Regions from separate parts of the Homo sapiens genome. Here all the other regions are linked to region 1. Evidence: chromatin contacts called from ENCODE Hi-C or POLR2A ChIA-PET data. All regions are on one chromosome and are shown on one strand. Each heading gives the region's core, a stretch centred on a gene start or an enhancer-like site at or near the end of the contact. The rest is flanking DNA. Distances are from core to core; before and after follow the strand shown.

Region 1 (4,820 bases), core at 1,103-3,602:
CATCATATTGCTGTAACAGCTGCTAAATGTTTGTTCTCAATATCTGTACTTAACTCATCATGGACAGTAACAGACAGTTCATGGATCAGCAGGGGTCCAGGGGCCACAGTGTGTAACCTGGTATAGAGTGTCACTCGCCTCATCTGCTATTTCAAGTCTGAGAAAGATGGCTGGGTGCAGTGGCTCATGCCTACAATCCCAGCTTTGGGAGGCCAAGGTGAGTGGATCGCCTGAGGCCAGGAGTTCGAGACCAGCCTGGGCAACATGGTGAAAATTAGCCTGGCGTGGTGGCGCATGCCTGTAGACCCAGCTATTAAGGAGGCTGAGGCGGGAGAATCACTTGAATCCGGGAGGCAGAGGTTGTGGTGAGCCGAGATTGCGCCACTGCACTCCAGCTTGGGCAATAGACTGAGACTCCATTTCAAAAAAAAAAAAAGACAGAAAGACTTTAGAAACTAAAAATTTCAAGAACTTGACTTCCTTTTTCTACATTCTGCTGTGTCATTCCTTCCCTAAGCCAGTAGGCACTGAACACGCTAGCTGCTGCCAGGCTGGAGAGAAGCAGTCATGGGGTCACAGAAGACAGTAGAAATTAAATTGTATCAGTTAACACAGCAACTTTCAGTCTTGCTGTAGAAATGAGAAGTATGAAACTGGTACAAAAAGAAAAAGGAAAGAAACAAAGATGAGCAACTAATCATAATTTGTGAACACATTAATTGCAACTTACAAAAACCAAGAGGATTTTTCTTCTTTATTTTCCGGCGTCTACATTAAGGACACAGAGATTTTTTCAAAAAGCTGTTTGCACTAATAAGAGAGCTTAGCAGCAGGATAGATGATTACAAATAATATCAAAATTGAGAGAACTTCTACTCTACTAGAATAACATTTAGGAACATTGTCTCATTCACAATAACTATAAAACAAAATACTTGAAGATCAAATTAATAGAAAGTTACTGAAGATAGTAACCCAGCTTTTATTAGTTTTATAAAATAATCTTCTTAAGTATCTCAGTAAGATGTAATGATTTTTTTCAAACAAACAAAAACTATGCAGTTTTTTAAACTAAAAATACAAAAGTTAGCCAGGTATGGGGGTGCATACCTGTAGTCCCAGCTACTCGGGAAGCTGAGGCAGGAGGATCACCTCAGCCTGGGAGGCAGAGGTTGCAGTGAGCCAGGATCGCACCTCTGCACTCCAGCCTGGACAACAGAGCAAGACCCTGTCTCAAAAAAGAAAGGAGAGAGAGAAAATAAGGCTTTCCAATTTTTTTTTCTTCTTTTTTAAAAATTTCAGTGAATTTCAGTCGTGAGTGACCATTCTCCCAGGAGATGGAAAGATTATTTCATTACACTAGTAAAAGCTGGGTGCAGTGGCATGCACCTGTAGTCCCAGCTGAGGTGGGAAGATGACTTGAGCTCAGGAGTTGGAGGCTGTAGTGATCTATGATTGTGCCATTGCACTCCAGCCTCGGTGACAGAGCAAGCTGTCTCTAAAAACAAAACAAAAACCTAAAGTCTCAATATTATAAAGAAATGCAAATTCATCTACAAATGCAATTCCATTCTAATCAAAATCACATAGAAGGAGTGGGGGAATTCAACAAAGTGGTTCTGAAATCTATCTAGAAATAAAAGATTAATATAATAGCCAAGGAAAAGTCAAAGGGGAAACTTGAGAATACTTAACCTCTTTGATATTAAATGACATTACAAATCAGGCATGCTGTCTTGTGCCTGTAGTCCCGCTACTCAGAAGGCTGAGGCAGGAGGATTCCTTGAACCCAGGAGATCAAGGCCAGCCTGGGCAACATGGCAAGACCCTGTCTCTAAAACAATAAAATAAAATGGCATTATAAACCTACAGAAATTAAAACAGGGTGATTCTGCATAGGCATTGAAAGAAAAATCAATGGAACAGAAACACTATGCAAAAAGAGTCACAAATATCAGCAAAATTTTGTATGTGATAAATGGGCAATTAAAATCACCAGAGAAAGGATAGCTTGTTTAATAAATAGTGTTGGAATAACTAATTAACAAATGTAGGCTGGGCCCATTGGTGCATGCTTGTAGTCCCAGCTACTTGGAAGGCTGAGGCAGGAGGATTGCTCGAGGCCAGGAGGTTGAGGCTGCAGGGAACCATGATCACACCACTGCAGTCCAGCCTGGGCAACAGAGCAAGAGTCTGTGTCTCAAAAAAACACACCAAAAGACAAGTGGCCCAGTTCTGTGGGCTCATGTTTGGATTGAACTTCCTCATCTCTTAAAGGAGGGCGTCGCCACATGACTTGCCTTGGCGAGGAAATGTGAGTTCAAGCAATATGTGTCATTTCTGAGTAGCGGCTCTAACCGCCAGTTTCACTTTCCCTCTGCCACGGTCCTAGAGTGATCGTGATGCACAACAGAGCCCCGCGTTGACCCATAATGAACACAAAGTGCGAGAGTGAAGTACACCTTTGTTGTGTTAAGCCACTAGATTTGGGGGTTTCTGTCATGCAGCATATCCCAGCCTACCCTGGATGATACAGTCTCTATCTCATACTTCACACCTGTTAGAGGAAAAACAAGTCACCCCAGGAAATTAGAAACATGAATGATTAGCATTTGCTGGGAGTATCTGTGCTTCCAAAGAGGGTGATAGGGAGAAGCCATTGTTTATTCAACAGAGTGAAGGACCGGCTACATAACTTGTAACTTGTGGGGCCCAGTGCCAAATGAAAATGCGCAGTCCCTTGTTTAAAAACTGATTAAAAACTTCAAGAGGGTGACAGCAGAGCATTAAATCAAGCACAGAGTCCCTCTAAGCATGGGTCCCTGGGCGTCTACACAGGTCACACACCCAGGAAATCATGAAGCATCTTTGGCTGTGTCTAATTGACATGTCTGCATCCTCCCTTTTCTCCTGAGCCAGTTTCTACTGCTCTGCCTCAGATTATACTTCCATGGGGCAGTGAGGTTGATGTCTGTGTGTCATTCATGAAGTGTTGATACAAATATCACCTCAGTGAAGCTAAGCCCCCAGGCCCCATGCTACTTATCTCTGATCCTGATTCATTTTTCTCCTTAATACTCACTACCATCATAGTATATATTTCACAAATTTATCTTACTTACAAGTATTTCCCCTAGTAAGATGGAATCCACAAGGGCACAGATTTTTTTTTTTTTAGTTGAGTCTTGCTCTCTTGCCCAGGTTGGAGTGCGCTGTTGCAATCTCAGCTCACTGCAACCTCTGCCTCCCAGGTTCAAGTGATTCTCCTGCCTCAACTACCCAAGTAGCTGGGACTACAGGCGCCTGCCACCACACCCTGCTAATTTTTGTATTTTCAGTAGAGATGGAGTTTCACCATATTGGTCAAGCTGGTCTTGAACTCCTGACCTCAAGTGATCCACCCACCTCAGCCCCCCAAAGTGCTGGGATTACAGGTGTGCGCCACCATGCCCAGTTAATTTTTGTATTTTTAGTAGAGACGGGATTTTGCCATGTTGACCAGGCTGGTCTGGAACTCCTGACCTCAGGTGATCCACCCACCTCCCAAAATGTTGGGATTACAGGCGTCAGCCACCACACCAGGCCAAGGACCAGATTTTTGTCTATTTTGGTCACTGTGTAACCTCAACATTTAGGATAGCCTGTCAGATAGCTGGGACTCAGTAAATGTTTGGTTTTTGTTTTGTTTTGTTTTGTTTTTGAGACAGGGTCTTGCTCTGTTGCCTAGGCTGGAGTGCAGTGGCACAATCTCAGCTCACTGCAGCCTCTACTTTCCTGAGCTCAAATGACCCTCCCACCTCAGTTTCCCGAGTAGCTGGGACTACAGGCACATGCCACCATGTTCAGCTAATTTTGTTTGTTTTTTGTAGAGATGGGGTCTCACTATGTTGCCCAGGCTGATCTCGAACTCCTGGGCTCAAGCAATCCTCCTGCCTTGGCCTCTCAAAGTGCTGGGATTACAGGTGTGAGCCACTGCACTCTGCCAATATTTGTTGAAAGAATGTATGAATGAATTTAAAGAATATCAATTGACTGGGCATGGTGGCTCACACCTGTAATCCCAGCACTTTGAGAGGCCAAGGTGGGTGGATCACCTGAGGTCAGGAGTTCGAGTCTAGCCTGGCCAACATGGCGAAACCCCGTCTGTACTAAAAATACAAAAATTAGCCAGGTGTAGTGGCGCTTGCCTGTAATCCCAGCTACTCTGGAGGCTGAGGCAGGAGAATCGCTTGAACCCAGGAGGCAGAGGTTGCAGTGAGCCAAGACTGTACCACTGCACTCCAGCCTGGGCAACAAAGCAAGACTCTGTCTCAAAAAAAAAAAAAAAAAAAGAATATCAATCCAAGAATATAAACAGGCAAAGTATACACAGAGAATATACATAGATGCCTGTTACATAACAGACAAATACAAATTGGTGAGTCCATCCATTCAACGATATTTATTTATTTCATTTTATTTATTTTTTTGAGATAGAGTCTCACTTTCAGCCAGGCTGGAGTGCAGTGGCGCGCTCTCAGCTCACTGCAACCTCCACCTCATGGGTGCAAGTGATTCTCCTGCCTCAGCCTCCCGAGTAGCTGGGATTACAGGCGCCCGCCACCATGCCTGGGTAATTTTTTGTATTTTTAGTAGAGACGGGGTTTCGCCATGTTGGCCAGGATGGTCTCGAACTCCTGACCTCAGATGATCCGCCTGCCTTGGCCTCCCAAAGTGCTGGATTACAGGCGTGAGCTACCATGCCCAGCCAACAACATTTAATGCTTGCCTCTCAAGTCACTGCATCACATCATCCTCTGGGGCACAATAACAACCAGACC
Region 2 (4,820 bases), core at 1,278-3,777, 110 kb before region 1:
TGTCTTAACCACTGCTCTCGGCCTCAGTCATACTGCCTCAGTTTCCTCATCTATAAAATGGAGACAACAATACCTAATCAAAGGCTGTTTTCTGGATTAAAAGGGATAACGTATGTAAACCCTTAGCACTATGCCTGGCACATATTAAGCACTATACTATTGCAATCCTTATTAATAAACACACTGATATCTCATTGGCTCAAGAATAAAAAGAGAAGGCGCCTCAGTAGGTAGGCATTTGATGGGAAAAGGAAGGGGAGGGTGGGGGAGGAGACAGGGTCTTTAAACAGCCAACAAATTTGAAACCCACTGGACAAAAAACCCTAGACTTCACAAACTCTGCCCCTCTATTCTCATAAATCATCCGCATGTCCTCAAAATCCCAACACTTCAGCATCCAAAGGATACCTCCTAAACTGCACTCAAAGTGCGTTGGGAAACATGGTCCCTATACAAACAGGTGACAGCCTTAATCAAGAGACAGCCCCAGATGAGAACAGCCTCCATCCACCTGAGAGGCCAGGTAAGGCCACTGCTGGTCAACCTGAAAGGGAAGGGCGCATTCAGATGGCAACAGCAGCCAGGACTCTTCTGAGAATAGGGCCCACCTTCTGCAGGGATGTGGATAAGGAGAGTCCAGGCCCAAGAGAAGGTGGGCCAGGCAGAGCCCTGAGATAAGAATCCTTCGTGACCACTTGGTTTAAACCCTAGCACCCCATGCAGGTTGTGGCACAAGGCCCCCACCCAACAAGAGAAACTGAGTCAGGAAGTGAGAGCTGTTCATCTCTTTAAAAACTGGAAGCTGGGCAGCTGCGTGCAGGGTGATCAAGGGAAAAGGAAGTTTGTTTTGACCAAGTCAGGGAAGAATACGGGGCTCTGCCTGAGTATTAGCCATCATCTTCAGGCCAGAGTTTGTTCCACCTGCTCTTTGGAGTCCAGTGTTCCAAAGCACAAGTGAGAGTCCATCCGCGGCTTACTGTCTTGCAATGTGTCCATAAAAGTCACCTGGACATCCTCCCCACCCTGACCTCAGAAGAACAGAAACCTGTTCAAGTGAAATTGTCCTCCCAACTCCACCCTTTTCTTAGCACATAATCACAGTGTGCAAGAAAGGTGGGCCCAGATATGTTACTCTGGAAGACAAAAGACAATAGTGCCTAAGATATTACTAAAACAGGAAAAGGCTTCAGCAGTGACATACCACATTTAGTAGGGTGATGAAAATCTACCCCCTTGGACATGCAACTAGGACTGGCTTTGTAACTAACAAGACCCCTGCTTCACAGTTTTCTGAGCAAGGACACTCTGTCTCAAGTCACTTATACTCTCCCACTACCCGACTCTGTCAATAGTGGAGATGAACCTGAGCTTTGGGAAACATGGTCCCCATACAAACAGGTGACAAGGGCTGAGCCAAGGGCTCACTGACAGTGTGAAGATCTCAACTCAAAGATCCATTCAAATAAGGCTCCAGTCAACTCAGCAACTAGCTCAGACCAAATCACAAGGTCTGTGTAGTCTCCCTTAAAACATATTTTTGGGATTTTCTTGCATAATATAGGTCAAGTTACAGTGGAAAAAAATTCTATAAAAATGGATTCAAAGTCCACCTGTGTAAAGTCAAAAGTTGTATCCTCCCCAATGAAAGAGATTAGTTTCAAAGGATGTGAAACTAGTTCTCATACATTATAGGGCTGTACAATACTAAGAGTAATTACATTTTAAATGCAAAATACTGTAGCTACTAAAATGCCCAGAATATGAAACAAGTTGCCTAAGAGGGTTTCACTTTCAGGAGTAAAACATAAATGGAACCTTTCTGAATACTAAAAGCAGTTAAGAGGGCAGCATGCGCACACACAAAAGGCAAAGACTCGGTACCCTGTGAGCGGTCATGAGCAGAGCTCCCAGGGGCTGGGGGGTGCCCATCAGCCCTGGTTTCTATGACCCCCTTGTTCCACCAGGCAGGAGCCAACAGCAATTTAAGCTCCAACCTGGCTCAGGCCAGGCCTCCTGAGCTAGAGGGAAGGAAAGCTGCAACACCTCGGTGTACTCACACGACGTTCACAAAAGCAAGCAGGGCTGGGGGACCCTCCAGGTGTCCTGTGGGTAAAGTGCAGGATGGAGTGAGTCCTGACTCCACCACACTATCCTGGGGAAGCTCCCTGCCTGGTAAGGTGCTCATGACTCTCACCCGAGGTAAGAAGGCTGTTGTGAGAATGTAGGGATACAAGTTGGAAAGCAAAGCAAAAGTCTCTGAATCAGGACTATGCAGTATTCATGAATACATAAACAAATGAGAAGCATAAAACCATGCATGGAAGTGATAAACAGGGAATTCACGACAAGGGAGGGCACACAGTTGCAGTCACATTTTATTTCTGACCAATAAAAAAAAAATGGGTCTAAAGCAAGTGATGCCATTCATGAAGATTTGAATGTACACACGTAAAAATGGTTTCTTGAATCTTGTCTGTGAATAGGAAAGAGAAACATTGTGCTATATGGACACAAGGTGGCAGTGCTCTCCTAGCTACCTGACAAAAAATCCTCATCTCCAGAAAGCATGCAGGAGAAATCAGAAAATAAAACACAAGCTGACCCTCTGGCCTGCCTGCTAGCAGCTCTAGTGCGCACTCAGCTTCGGCTTCCTAGACCCCCCTTCCCCACCCCACCCCCACCAAGTAACCACTTCCACAAAGGAACATGATGAGCCTTGCCCAGTATGCTCGGCTCCCTGATCCCAAAGGCAGCCCTATTCAAGAGCAGGTCTCTGCAGCCAGGCCCCAGCTGAGACTCCCTCCTCTCAAGGAGCCCACCATATGCCCACAATGGGACAAAAGAGACAAATGAGGAGCCCTTTCGGTATCTAGTTTGGTGATCCAGGTTCATTCTTCAATCTGAAAACTACAGTTTCGTTATTGATCACCTTTACTGTTCGGGTGTGCTGCTGAGATACCTACTCACCTTAAGGATAAGCATGTAAGGGCCTGAAAACACTTCCTGTTTGGGGGGTGCCCAGGACCTCACTTAATGAGCCTCTACCGGCATGAACTTGCTCAGCCAGAATCACAGAAGAGTGGAATTGGGAGTAGCTCCGAAAAAGAGGCCCTGGAGAGTGATGCATCCTGCCAGTGACACAGCCAATACTGAAATGAAAGCCCTTGCGATAATATGTTTTGTTTTTAAGGGGCCTTGGACCTGAATAAGAGAAGCCACGAGGCTGAAATGGAAATAAAAGTTCAGCGGAAAGAAGCCGCTTCAGCCCCACACACATATGGGAAGTCACTCAAGGATGTGTGAGCTGAAACATCCCGAGGGCTCCATCCTCTGCTGGACACTCTAGAGACCTGGGCTGACTGTGCACTTTCAGGGAGGCAGTGAGGCTAATTTACAAACAAAAACACCACAAACCAGCACTAGACCAAGGTGCAGAAGCAAATCATTACACCCTCGTTGGCAATGAAAACATCCACGGCACGGAATAGTTTGATATATTTGGGTGCCAAGTTCTCTCTCCCGCACTCCATCACTTGTTGGCCTGACAAAGAACTAATCTGTCTTCCCAAAGTCAATCTCACCCCTGAAATTAGGGAGGGGAAAAAAAATCACAGTTTAAGCAAACAACAACAACGAAAGGTCCCCCAGTACAATACAAACTACATTTAAACTGGTCACATTATATAAAAAGTGTGCATTTAATCTTCAAAATAGTCAAGGCTCTAATCAGGTTAGGTTTTCCATAGTTTTAAGCAGGACTTTGTGGTTTTAGTGAAGAAGTCATGGTGCAATTGAAATCACTGTAAGAAATAAGTGACTTTTAAAACAAACACAGACACACACACTCCTCTTAAGAGTAATATATACACAACACAGCAGCTACATGGGTGTTCAGGCAAAGGGTGCATGAACGAGAAGCCCTCTGCTCCCTGCCCGATGAGAAAGTCCCCAGAAAGGATTCAGCAGCAGCAAGTCTACAGCACAAACATGGATGGCATTGTCCCTGAAAACACACAGTTAGGTGGACCTACAGGAGACATTGGAGCCTAGACATGTGGGAAAGGGCTCAGTTACAGTACATTCTACTGCATACACTTGAAATATTACAGTGTGTTTTTTCTCCAGACTATTATAAATAATTTTTCGTGCTTTCTGAAAAAAATAAAAACTGAAACTTTCAGTCTGCGATGAAGGTGAACCCATCTTATAAAGCAGAGCTTACTTACATTCTGCAGGATTTTGGTGTGGATGCATAGAAGGCTTACCTGGTTAGTAAGCCTCCATTCCTCCGACCTACAGAAGGCAACCCTTCTGCAGCTCCAAGCAGGGATTTCTAGAAAAGACCAGGTGTACAAAACATCTAAGCTGTGCCTCCCACCACAGGTGGGGAAGTCCCCTGATTTGGTCAGACACAGATGAATGTCTGTGTCTGACTGAGCCCAGAAACAGTTCAATTGATGGGGGCTGGAACCACCAAGAAAACACTCCTGACCTGGGCAACACTGTCTTCCAGATTATTAATACTTTTGTTTTAAAAAAATCCAAATGGTTTTACAACCCGTGACTTCTTTCCAACTCAAAGCTGTAGTTTACTTACAACACAAATTCTAAACACATAGACTGTATATACAGATTTTTTGAACCCACAAATAAAAAATACCCTCCAAAAAAAAAAAAAAAAGACAGTGAGTTGAAGCCTCGTCATTGTCTAAGTCACACCAGCTGGGCTTGCCTTGGAGACCTGCCCCTGCTCAGTTCTGTTCCTGTTCTCCTGGCCCTGGGTGGCCCCTACTCGTCCTCTGTGGTGGATGTCAGCATCC
Region 3 (4,820 bases), core at 947-3,446, 90 kb before region 1:
TGTCATTTTTTACTGCGTCTATTTGATTCTTCTCTCTTTTCTTCTTTATTAGCCTTGCTAGCAGTCTATCAATTTTGTTGATCTTTTCAAAAAACCACTGAACAAACAAGCCTGAAAGAGATTAACTTTCTAGGTTTTTGCTACCTTTAAGTGAGTAACTCCAGGTTCCCTGGGCCTCAGCCGGGCCTACTGAGGAAGCATCCTCTGAGCAGGAAACCAACACCAACCTACAGACCACTCTCTCCCACATGCTGAGACAGGGCCGAACAGGTGCCAACGGCAAATCCCTGTGAGCGGGGAAACTGCACAGCCTGGGGAAGACACAGAGGAGGAGGGGGACAGGTCAGCCAGCCACCTGGCTCCTGATGTCCTGTGGACGCCAAAGGGAACAGAAACCTGAGAGAAAGAACCTGGAGGCCTGCAGTCTTCCAGCTCCTCCCCACCCCGTGGACAAAGGCATTCTGCTTGGAGACACAGTTGCTCATACCCCGGAAAAGGAAGCTGAGTGCCAGCGGCAGCTTCCACAGAGGGTCTGGAAGCAGGCAGGGACCTGGAACCCATGCTCCTTCCCACAAGAAAGGTGGTACATGCTGAACACATTCATCAGTTTGCTCCTCTGGGCACAGCGAGGTGGGGAGATGTCAAGAAAAACTTTCTGCAGAATAAGGCAGTGGCCAGTCCAGGAAAGCAAGGCCCAGGGCCAGCTCTGACACTCATGACACACAGCACAGGCCTCCATCCTCTGGTCTTCAGCGGCGAAGGAATCCCTGTCTCGGAAGGTTGTTGGGATGACCAATGCGACCCCGATGAAAGGCTATGAAAACTATAAAGTACTGAATAGCAGCAGGTGCCTGCCGCACTCCCCTGAGTAGCCTGACCACAGCACACAGGACAGAAGCACGAGACCCTAAAACACCCACCCCAGACAAGCTGGGCACCCTTCCCAAGGAGAGCATCAGGCCTTGCTGGGGCCAAGTGCTAATAAATGATCTGGGCACAGCATTTGCCTACCTTGCTTCAAGCTCTTTCACACTGGTAGCCCCGACTCAAAACTGTGTAAGGTGGTGTCTGAAACACAAAAGCTACCCATTAAAGCAACAGTCCATGCTAGTAGACTCTGAAGCTGAACCATCTGCCAAAGTGTGGGAGGAAATCTTAGAACTCATCTCTACTTACCTCATTCTTCTTTTCTTTCCCATGTATGCTTTGTAATGGGCATTATCAAGACATATGCATATGTTCATGAGTGTAAACTGGGAACATGGTAAAAACACCATATACATGTCAGACACGGCAGTGTGTCAGAGGCCAGGAGTTACCTGTTCACCACTGCACTGAGCAGTGCCTGGAACATAGCAGGTGCCCCAAGATTTGTTGAACTAATGAGCTAATTAATTCTACTTGACCTATGATGGACCAAAGTGTCCAGACTACACTGAGATATGATAGTACCCACTTTCCTGCTCATGTGCCTGACTGGTGCCCCTGCAGCAGCCCTGGCAGCAGGACCAGACCAGCATCCACTCCTGCCTCACTCCTGGTGGGTACTGAGACCAGCACAGCAGGGAGAGGCTGCCCTGCCTCTTCTGACTCATATCCACCCAGCTCCCAGGCACCCCTCCTCCTTCCTTCCCTTTCAATCCCGAGGGCCGGGAACAGAGGCCAGGTGGGGCAGACCCTCTCAGGTTCTCTCTCAACCACCGCCTCCCACAGTTCCTCAGCCATTTCCCAAGGGGGTTGTAGTGCTGGTATAAACAGGAAACAAGAGTGCTGCTTTAAAGGAAGGGGGAAGCTCCTCTGAGGGTCCACCCCTTTTGGTTTACACAGACCCTCTAGAGAAAGGCAGAAGCACTTAGGATGAAGGACACATGGAGTGTCCTGTGTACCAGGGGCTCAGTTAAGAGCCATTAGCATTTTTGGAGAAACTCATGCTCAGAAAGCTTCTCCACCAACTGCCCAGAAGCTTCCCCACACCCAGCACTGACCCAAAGATCAGAACATAACAGAAGCAAGAGAAGGCAGTGAGGGAGGGCCAGAGGGAGCAGTGGGCAGGAGGGGATGTTCCTTGTGGTTAAGGTCTGGCTTTTCCTGGGGAGGGACCTAGCTCAGTCCAGAACAGCATTTGTGGAACTCATTTTCACTATCAACTCTCTGGGAAGAAAACCCTGCTGTTTGGGTTTCCTGCCAGCCTGGTGGGAGGCTTCCTGGACAGCATCCTTCTGAGGCTCCCTTTCGGTCTTCACTTGGTGCCAGGGGCCCACCCTCCTACCTGGATATTTCTCAAGACTCTGACACCCAAAGTAGTGATGGTCAGTGTTTGACCCAAAAAAGTGTGGCTGTGCCCATGGCTAGAGAGAATCCCTTGGGCACTGTGTCAGGCTCCACACCGGTGGAACCTATCCTACCCTATACCCCATTTCTTTTTTTTTTTTCTTTTCTTTTTTTTTTTTTTTTGGGGGGACAGAGTCTTGCTCTGTCATCCAGGCTGGAGTGCAGTGGCACAATCTTGGCTCACTGCAGCCTCCACCTCCCGGGTTCAAGCGATTCTCCTGCCTCAGCCTCCCAAGTAGCTAGGATTACAAGTGCCCGCCAACACGCCCAGATAATTTTTATATTTTTAGTAGAGATGGGGTTTTGCCACATTGGCCAGGCTGGTCTTGAACTCCTGACCTCAGGTGATCCACCTGCCTCGGCCTCCCAAAGTGCTGGGAATACAGGCGTGAGCTACCGTACCCAGCTCCATACTCTATTTCTTTACCAGATAATGACTCAGCTCTGGACTACACTAAAGAAAACATATTAATATTCTGTTCATATTTGCCTAAGAGGAACTAAAAACTAGGGAAAGAAAATAAGCAGTACCATCATTCAGCTTTTCTTCTCTTTTTCTTTCTTCTTCAAGGAAATTTCATTAAAAGGCAGACTTCAAGGCACTGGTGGGTTATGCCTCCAACAACTCTGCCTTTCCCACTGACACTGCATTCAAATTCACAAGTTTCACTGACTAACTTCATAACCTACACAATTTTTTGCACTGCTTTATATGCAAATTATCAACTTTCTCCTGGAGGAAAGTCATTAGTCTAAGCCTAACTTTTCTGCTGAATACCATGGCCTCCATCTTCTAGATCAAGCCCTGTGACCAGCTGCCAGGGAGGGCAACTCCCCACTCACACAGGATCCTAGGAGAGAAATTACCAGAGATGGGTTTATCCTTAATAAGCATCCTTAATAAGTGTCAGGGACTTAGGTGGCCCTCTCAATGAAAAAGCCAAGTAGGCTTTCATCTGAGTTCCTACTGAAAAAAAATATACATATATACATATATATACATATATCTGGCCAGTGTGTGACAGCATCCATTTGTGTGTGTATATTGTTGGGAATAACAAAGAAATACTTTTAGCCCTAATACTAACTCCATTTGACAAGTTCAATTGTCAGAACAAAACACCAAACAGAAGGAGGACCCCACTCTGAATGAGTTCACAGTCATCCCCAGTATGGCCATACCCTGTCCTTCAAAAGCCTCACAGCAATAATGGGATTCAAAGAAAATGTATTCAGCTACCCAGATGGACAGCTTCACTTCCGGCATCTCTAACAGGTTAACTGCACTCAGAGAAAGGACAAGAAAATACATGAATGTGGCAGATTCAGCTTCTTAAAACCTAACTGGCTGTGAGCCATTCTGTCTCCAGATAAAGCTATTTACAAAGGACCACAGGGGACTTGGTAGAGGACACAACACTGATGGCAAAGGACAACTGTCCCCAGGACAGCCACACTCGGAGTCAGCCATGTGCTTGCCATGCCTTCTCCTCCCACCTCCTTAGAGACTCACTCCATTGCCCTCTCCATCTTCTCATCTCTCTCCCTCACCACAGCCCTACTTACAACCATCTAGGCAGGCTCAACAAACAACTTCTGACAGCTCATCCAACCAATGCACTTTCTTCCCCACTTCATGGGTAAACCTCTGGGAAGAGCTGTCGACATTTCATGTCCCCTCCCTGGCTGTGCATCATTCCTCAAACCACAACAACCCAACTTCAACCCCACCTGTTCCACTGAAGCAGCTCTCCCAGGTCAACAAGGACTTTGTCACGAAACCCAGCAGGGACTCAGTCCTCACCTCGTTCAATCCCTCAGCAGCTTTTAATGCTACTATTGAAAAACACTCTTCCTCTGGCTTCCAAGCAGCACCTCCCCCTGGGTTGATGCCTGCCTCTCTGGCCAGGCATCTTTAGCTGACCTTCTCCTTAGGAACTGCCTCTTCATCAGCCTGTCCCCGCATTTGAGGGTTCCTTGGGGTTGGTCCTAAGCTCTCTTATTCTTCTGCTGCCTCCCACTCTCCCTGAGTTTCCCCATTCATTCTCATGCTCCCTGCTGTCTCTTCTTGAGCTACAGACCCTAAATCCAAATAACTACTAGATGTCTCCACAGACACCTAAAACTCACCATGTGTCCAAAACCAAGCTCATCATCTCTTCCCACAAACCTCTTCCTTCTACTATGTGACTTATCTTAGCAAATGGTACCCTTTCCCCGAATTTTCAAGAGAACAAGGTGGCCATCACCCTTAGTGGCTCCTTTCTCAGCTTGTAGATCTGTCACCAAGCTTGTTCATGCTACCTCCAAAACAGCTTTCAGTTGCATCCACTCCTTATGCCACCTGTCATTCCCTTAATTCAAGCCAACATCATCCCTCCTGAGTAACTGCAACAGCCTAACTGGCTACCTCACCTTCAGCCTAGAGTCCACTCCCACCTACGCTCTCGCCACTGCAACACGAGGACCTTCCCAGAAATTCTGATTGT

What was found. A loop is a pair of places that touch in the nucleus more often than their neighbours do. ChIA-PET counts read pairs that join two places held with the same protein, here RNA polymerase II (POLR2A). Pooled maps may share reads with other maps.
Region 2: a map with no recorded cell type shows a loop between it and region 1 (11-fold over the local background). The contact joins two enhancer-like sites. A Hi-C loop is called at or near these places in 9 of 37 single-sample maps with no recorded cell type and 10 of 50 pooled maps. POLR2A ChIA-PET finds 5 or more read pairs at or near these places in 1 of 52 experiments (B cell).
Region 3: a pooled map shows a loop between it and region 1 (2.3-fold over the local background). The contact joins two enhancer-like sites. A Hi-C loop is called at or near these places in 2 of 50 pooled maps. POLR2A ChIA-PET finds 5 or more read pairs at or near these places in 5 of 52 experiments (AG04450, H1, OCI-LY7 and 2 more).

Annotation. Positions count from the first base shown.
Region 1 is chr20:5,076,188-5,081,007 of GRCh38, reverse strand. It overlaps a transcript of TMEM230 not described here. Among named protein-coding and RNA genes, the nearest start is that of TMEM230, 34 kb to the left of the region's middle. RefSeq lists enhancers at 357-516, 2,022-2,091. Within about 2 kb of position 2,352, at least 23 of the 41 ENCODE cell types and tissues checked have a DNase peak (open chromatin) inside an H3K27ac peak, as active enhancers do; they include OCI-LY7, where a contact is called at or near this core.
Region 2 is chr20:5,190,203-5,195,022 of GRCh38, reverse strand. CDS2 (CDP-diacylglycerol synthase 2) reads right to left here. Exons shown (of 13, transcript NM_003818.4): 13 at 1-4,820. The coding sequence ends at 4,789. Among named protein-coding and RNA genes, the nearest start is that of CDS2, 66 kb to the right of the region's middle. RefSeq lists enhancers at 1,923-1,972, 2,746-2,835 and a silencer at 4,404-4,473. Within about 2 kb of position 2,527, at least 11 of the 41 ENCODE cell types and tissues checked have a DNase peak (open chromatin) inside an H3K27ac peak, as active enhancers do.
Region 3 is chr20:5,166,052-5,170,871 of GRCh38, reverse strand. The region is part of intron 1 of CDS2 (CDP-diacylglycerol synthase 2); the gene reads right to left. Among named protein-coding and RNA genes, the nearest start is that of CDS2, 41 kb to the right of the region's middle. RefSeq lists an enhancer at 80-579. Within about 2 kb of position 2,196, at least 18 of the 41 ENCODE cell types and tissues checked have a DNase peak (open chromatin) inside an H3K27ac peak, as active enhancers do; they include OCI-LY7, where a contact is called at or near this core.